2 separate regions of the Homo sapiens genome follow, and region 2 is linked to region 1. A link is a contact called in ENCODE Hi-C data. All regions are on one chromosome and are shown on one strand. Each heading gives the region's core, a stretch centred on a gene start or an enhancer-like site at or near the end of the contact. The rest is flanking DNA. Distances are from core to core; before and after follow the strand shown. Region 1 holds the start of B3GLCT (beta 3-glucosyltransferase). Region 2 holds the start of FRY-AS1 (FRY antisense RNA 1).

Region 1 (3,098 bases), core at 589-3,088:
GGGCAAGTTTATTACTTAAACGGTGTGTTCTCTGTTGTCCTTAGGGCTTAATTTTCCACACCTTGTTCTGGAACATAGTAATACTCTAACATGATGAATTTCCATGAAAACATTGATTAAGCACCAGGAGTTGCTTACCCACGTGGAGTAGGCATTTGACCCTGCTTATTAGTCTTCTGTGTCTAATTAAACAGTTTGGTTAAATGTTTACTACCCCACATATGCAAGGAATATTTTCTTGGAAAAAAGCGAAAACAGCTTTGGAAATTGGAAACAATCTAGAACTACTAGGCAGGTAAGCTTGAGAATTTCCCAAGGATAAAAGCAATGAATTCAGTCAACCATAGATTTGAAATGCTTCACTAAGAAATGAAATGGAAGGATCCCTACATTTCTTTTTCCTCCCATCAAAATGGTATTGACAAGAGACCATAAACCTTGGGCGAATGGAACAAAAGGGAACTATTTGCACTCACACTAAATGGATCACACGTGAAATATTTAGTTCCCAGTTTTAAGAAGTCAATATAAACCACACAGAGAGAAAATTCTTTGTCTCCAGGCCTCCTTTTCAAAACAATCCCAGCAGGTATTGCACAATTGCAGACAATACTGTCCTAATGCATTAGAGCCTAAGTCCCCTAAACGCATTCAAGTTAAGAGGGCTCAAGCCTACAAATGTTTATTCAGCACCTGCTTCTCTGTCTCCAGGACATCCTACTTGTATTCCCAGGGCCATCCTACTTGTACTCCCAGGGCCTCCTCCTCCTTAAATGTTTAGCAAGTAGGTGAATGTTGTATGTCCATGTGAAAGATACTGGCATTCCTAGGGTGCTTAGCAGAGTTGCAGTCACATAGTAGGTATCCAACAAATGAGTAAATATGAAGGAAAACATAGAAACTGCCTTCAAGAGGTCATGGGCTAAACTAGGGCTGGGAAAAGCACTTGGTCCTGTGCACTTCCTTGGAAACAGAAGTGAGCCAAGGCTTGAGGGAGGCACGAAGGAGTTCAGAACCACTGAAGGGAGCCTCTAGTTCTTACTTGTAATGCTTTCCCCTTCAGTGCACCACACAACACAACAGGACCAGTCCCCTATCAGGGCCACCACTCTACCGGGCTGGGGAGGAAAGCCCTTCGCAGTCCTGCGGGAACAGGAGGCACTCCCACATTGCTCCACTTCTCTGTATTCCAGTTTAATTAATTTTTATATTTTGAATAAAATTACACCCACTCTCTTCCATTATGGTGAACACTTAAAATTACATTTATAGAAAATTACATTTACACAAACTTGTTTAAAAGCCAAATCCCAGACCTAGGCTATTGGCCAAATTCCATTTAAAGGGGATATTAAGTAAATTAGTTGAGCTGATTAAAAACACCTTCATCAAAGTAGAGCATTGGTGCCAACAATATTAAGAGTTGAACTATTGATTACATTTTTTTTTCCACAGCAGATAATACATTAGCAGGGAGGAAAAGTGATTACTGCTCGCTTCCACTTCACAGGTAGAACTACTGATGGGGGTGACGCGGTAAGGTGGGAGGGCATGAAGGCAGGGGACGCGGCCTAGGTCAGGAGGGACGCAGAGGAGAAAGGAAGAGGAGGGGTGGAGGCTGGTGGCTGGAGGGGGCAGAGGTCAGACGCCTCGAAGGAGGGCGCCGTGAGGGCAGAGCCGCGGCCACCTCTACCGCAGCAGCCCGTCGGGCCGGACACCAGCCGCAGCCGCCAGCCCGGCAGACGCTGGAAGCGCGCACAGGGGTGCTCCCGCTCCCGGCCGCCAGAGGGCGCGGCCGGCGATGGCGCGGCGGAGACGGAGGGAGGAGGGGAGCCGGCAGAGAAGGGTCAGCCGCGGCGGCAGGGCGGCGGCGGCAGCGGCGCAGCTCCGCTCCCCGCGCGTCTCCCTTCCCCGCGCCCAGGTAGGGCGCTCAGCCTCCGCCGCCAGGATGCGGCCGCCCGCCTGCTGGTGGCTGCTCGCGCCGCCGGCGCTGCTCGCGCTCCTCACCTGCTCCCTGGGTAAGTAGCGGGCGGCCAGGCGCGCAAGGGCGAGGCGTGGGGTTCGCGGGCACAGTCGCCCGTGCCCCGGTCGGCGCGGGGAGGGAGGCGCAGGGCGGCCCAGCCCTGCCCCGCCGGCGCGCGCGTCCCGCCGTCCGGTCCCCGCCGCGCCGCGCCGTCAGCAGCGCCCTCTCGCGGCGCCCAGGTGGGACCCGGGCCCGGGACCCGAGGCGTGCCCGCTCGGCCCCTTTCGGTCTTGGGTCCCCGCTGCCGCCCCGGCCCCAGACTCGCGTCTCCCAGCCTCTGCCGCCCCGAACCGGCGGGCGACGGGGCGGCGAGGGCGCAGCAGCCGCCCCCACAGGAAGCGCGCAGGAACTGTGCCACCGAAGAAACTTTGCAACAGCGCGAGTGGCGGCGGCGGCGGTCCCGCCCCCCTGCCTTCCGCCCGCGCTCCGCCGTCCTGCGCGCCCCGCGCCGGGCGGGAGGCTGGACGGGAGCCGGCGAGGCGGCCCTCGAGGCCCCGCGGCTCCTGTTCGACCCCCGGGGGCGAGGACTGCGGTCCCGGTGTCCGCGCGCCCCTCCGCAGGGCCTTCGGGACGTGCCCTGGCCCCTGAGGATAAGCGGCCAGCTCGGCGCCAGCCCTTCCCGGATTCCGACCCGGAGGAGGACAGGGGCGCCCGCTGGGCCTCCGCGGGAGCTGGCGCGGCGGGGAGGCTTGCTCCTGTCTCGGGTCTCCGCTGGGGACATCAGGGGACACGTCTGCGAGCAGAGCAGTGCTTGCCCGGTCTCCTGCTGCTGTAATGCCCATTCTTTTTTATTTCTTTTCTCCTCGCAAGGGCATTTCCCCCCTTTATCTTAAAACGATGTGATAAAAGTTAAAAAAAAAAAAAAAGCAGCCTTGTAATTGACTTTCATGATCAGATTTGTTCAACTTTGAAAGCTTGAGCGAAAAATTATTTTTTTTTCAGACTGCTACAGAGTTTTTGTCCTCTAACCCAGACTTGCTGGTGTGAAAAGGCAATGATTTCAGATTTTTTAGTAATGGCAGAATGGTGCAGTTTAGGAAAAGACGTAGCGTTATTGCGCACTGCTCTTGTTAGC
Region 2 (3,365 bases), core at 497-2,996, 830 kb after region 1:
TGGGGCTCAAAGCTAGTAAGGGCTGGTGCCAGGAGCGAACATGGGGCCCTGCCTTGAGAGCCCATGCCATCGTTAATCGCAGGGCACTGTGCAGCCTACCTGTTCATTCACTGCCATCTGAGTCTTGGCAAGCATCAGATGGGCGTAGGTATGAAATTTATTTTCAGATATAATAATTGTTTCAAGGTAAAACCTTTGGGTCTTATTTTACCTAGAATCCATACATTCAAAGTACAAGTGATAAAATCAGTTCAGCAACTCTAGTATGCACATGAATTAAAAAGAAGTCAATCTGGTGAGAGATTTCATCAGAATAAAGTGTATAAGTGGAGTTGGAAATCTGAGTGATTGAGTGCTTGCCATTTGGGTAAGTGTAATGAGTTTGAAAAACTAATTGTATTGATGAAGTATCTTAGGGCCTTTCAGAACATAGTTCTAGAAGTTTTATTTAGTGTTGAATTTTAAAAATTCTTTGTCCTAACAATAAAAGTACATTGTAGTCTTTCCCTTCCATTTTTAAAATGAACTGTTAATCTAGGAAGTCCTGTTTGTGTGTTGATTTGGGGAGTTAGCCCAACATTTGCTATGTTAAATACTTATTAACATGGTTTATTACTTTTTTCTGTTTTTTAGACAACATTAATCATGAATGTACTGGGACTTGGGAAGGATCCTGTGGTTTATGAGATAGTTGGCCAAATCCCACCTCTTCCAACATAACCTGTCATTATTAAAATATAATACTCTTATTTAATCCCCTGGTCAAGCTAAATGATAATGTGAAACAAAGCTAACCAAAATCAGGACACCTGATATCAAGAATTCATGAAATCAAGAGCCATTGTAGAGCAAGGAATCTAATGCTTTTGCTTCTTATCCTTTTCATACAAATAAAATAAGCTTCACTGGGCTTAGTGAGTCTTAGAAATGAGAGGTTTGAGAATAAGATCCATTGTGGAGTGTGTGACATTACAAAAACAAGCCAACTAAGCAGTGTGTACTGTCCCCTTAGAGTGCACACGTTCGGGCTCCGATGCCCCTTGAAAAGACTGCATTTCTGGGAGGGAAAAGTAAAAATGCAGATACCACCATGCGTGTGGAAGGCAGGGAAGAAAAAGCCCAGACAAGCGTCCTCTTGTTGAGTCTCTTTACTGCAACGAGGCTGACGGATGGGGTTTTTCAAAACGTCGCTGCAACCAGATGCAAGGCTGCAGCTTTGCTTACCGCAGCGTGCTGCAGTTGTGTTTATTTCAGGGACAGACACAAGGGGAAGCAGCAGCCAGAGCACACCCGGGCCGCTCACGGGAAGCCTTGCTGAAGAGAGAGGATCCGCAGAAGCTGGGAAATTCCTCCCGCAGCCTAGGCGGAGACTGAGCCGCGGCTCAGGTTGAGACAGTGGGCAGGGGCAGGGGGCGGCGCTCCCGGCCCATCCCTTAGCCCCGCGGCGGCCGTGTGGGCCGGAGGCTGCCTGCACCGCGTCAGGGAGGCCGGCCTAGAAACCCTCCCTCCCAGAAGAAAGCCGATCCCAGTTCAGGTGGGGTCTTCCTCGGTTGCGTACCTGGCTGGAGCCGAGCTGGTGGGCGGCCGGCAGCCGGCGTTTCTGGTGATGACAGCCCCGAAATGAAAGCAGCGCGGCCGCCGCCTCCGAGGGCTGCAGGGAGATCAGCGTCCAGCAAATAAGAAGCAAGTCCTGGACCCGGAGGAGGAGGAGCGGCCGAGCATCTCTCTCTGCTCCGCCGTGTCCTTTAGATGAGCACTCCCGGCCGGAGCCGGAGGTGGATCCGCAGAGCTGCCTCTGGGCGCCTGACCCCGCGCTGACATCACAACCTGTGACAGGCGCATCACGCCCGGTACCTGCTCCCGGCCGCTGCCCGTCCTCCCAGCCTCTTTGTATGCCGCAGACATGGCCAGCCAGCAGGATTCGGGCTTCTTTGAGATCAGTATCAAATATTTACTGAAATCCTGGAGTAATAGTGAGTAATAGAAAATAACCTTTTTGTTTGTTTGTTTGCTGGATGTTGCATAAGGCTGGAGACAGAAAATCTCAACTGGACACATATGTTTGTGAGCCGCGGAAGTTTTTCTTTTTTTCTTTTCTTTTCTTTTCTCTTTCTTTCTTTCTTTCTTTCTTTTTCTTTCTTTCTTTCTTTCTTTTTTTGCTCCCATCTGCTGTGAAAATCAAAATGTCAGAGACTGAACTAGCTTTCCTTAAGTGCAAAGGCTGCAATGGAATTACAGTAGATTGTGTTTGATTAAATTTTCAAGTGAGGCAGCCCTTCAGACTCTGGGGGAGCTCAGGATCAGGCATTCCTGGCTGCATTTCCTGCCTTGATGTTTATTTGATTTGTTCAGGCTTTCTCTAAATATTTTGTGAAGTGTGATTTAATCAAAGGGGTGTGGCAGGGTTTCAGAGTACTTTGTAATTGTTTTTTTAGGGTATTGTCTGAAGAAAGAAAAGTATTTAATAGTCCAAAACCTAGGACATCCTTTTTGTATATAGAGGCATCTGCAGATTTATTTCATCTCTCCCTCTTCCATGTGGATGATGTTCTGAATGCCATTTAATATTTGAATTTTTAAAAATCCTGATGTTTGCTATAGTCCAAATATTGTGCTTTTTTGAAACATAAACAAGTGAGGTTCTGACCCTAATTATTTATTAGGATAGCAGAATATGATGGCTCCTGAAGTTCCATTTCTGACCTACATAAGGATTTTAGCAATACGCTATTTCAAAAAGACAACCTCTAAGCTGCCGTGGATCTGGAATCAAATTAAAATGAGGCCTTCAGGTGATCAATGATGCCTTGTATTTTCCGAACTGTTTAAAAAGAAAGTCTTCTCTATTTCACTAACAGCCTTTGTACTTGCTTTGGATAAAAGATCAGCAGGTATTACTGATGCTTTATTGTTTTAAATAAAAAAATTTTTTCCCCGTGAAAATTTTAATATTGTATTATGTGCATACTGATTAACCTACCTGTGCTCAAAGAGCTAGTGATTAATTGTCTCCTACACAAATGACCTGTGGCCAAGATTGTTCTTATATAAACAAAACCTGGGCAGGAGAACCTGTGCTGCAATTGCTTTGAGGAAAAGAGCTAAAGTACCTTCAGCCTTAAGGTATTCAGGGATGTGCATCTCTAAATGATATCCATAGAAACCATTTTTTCCAGGTCATTTTGCACCACTGTATACACTATGGGGCTTGTCTGAAGCTGTTTTTCTACAAGTGGGAAGCCATTTGGGAGTAATACTGTTGCCCAAACAGCATTCTTTACTTGTCATAGCTATAAATCATTTAACTTGGACTCATTATTTTTATAATACTTTACACTCAAGGATGAATCTTCCTTTGTCTATCT

Evidence for each region. Hi-C counts contacts between places; a loop is a spot of excess contacts on that map. Pooled maps may share reads with other maps.
Region 2: a pooled map shows a loop between it and region 1 (4-fold over the local background). The contact joins the promoter of FRY-AS1 here to the promoter of B3GLCT in region 1. A Hi-C loop is called at or near these places in 5 of 50 pooled maps.

The regions. Positions count from the first base shown.
Region 1 is chr13:31,198,137-31,201,234 of GRCh38, forward strand. B3GLCT (beta 3-glucosyltransferase) reads left to right here and starts at 1,839. Exons shown (of 15, transcript NM_194318.4): 1 at 1,839-2,018. The coding sequence starts at 1,949. RefSeq lists silencers at 1,480-1,539, 1,590-2,489, 2,550-2,799.
Region 2 is chr13:32,029,893-32,033,257 of GRCh38, forward strand. It overlaps FRY-AS1 (FRY antisense RNA 1), which reads right to left and starts at 1,747. Exons shown (of 4, transcript NR_103839.1): 1 at 1,559-1,747. It overlaps FRY (FRY microtubule binding protein), which reads left to right and starts at 1,882. Exons shown (of 61, transcript NM_023037.3): 1 at 1,882-1,973. The coding sequence starts at 1,904.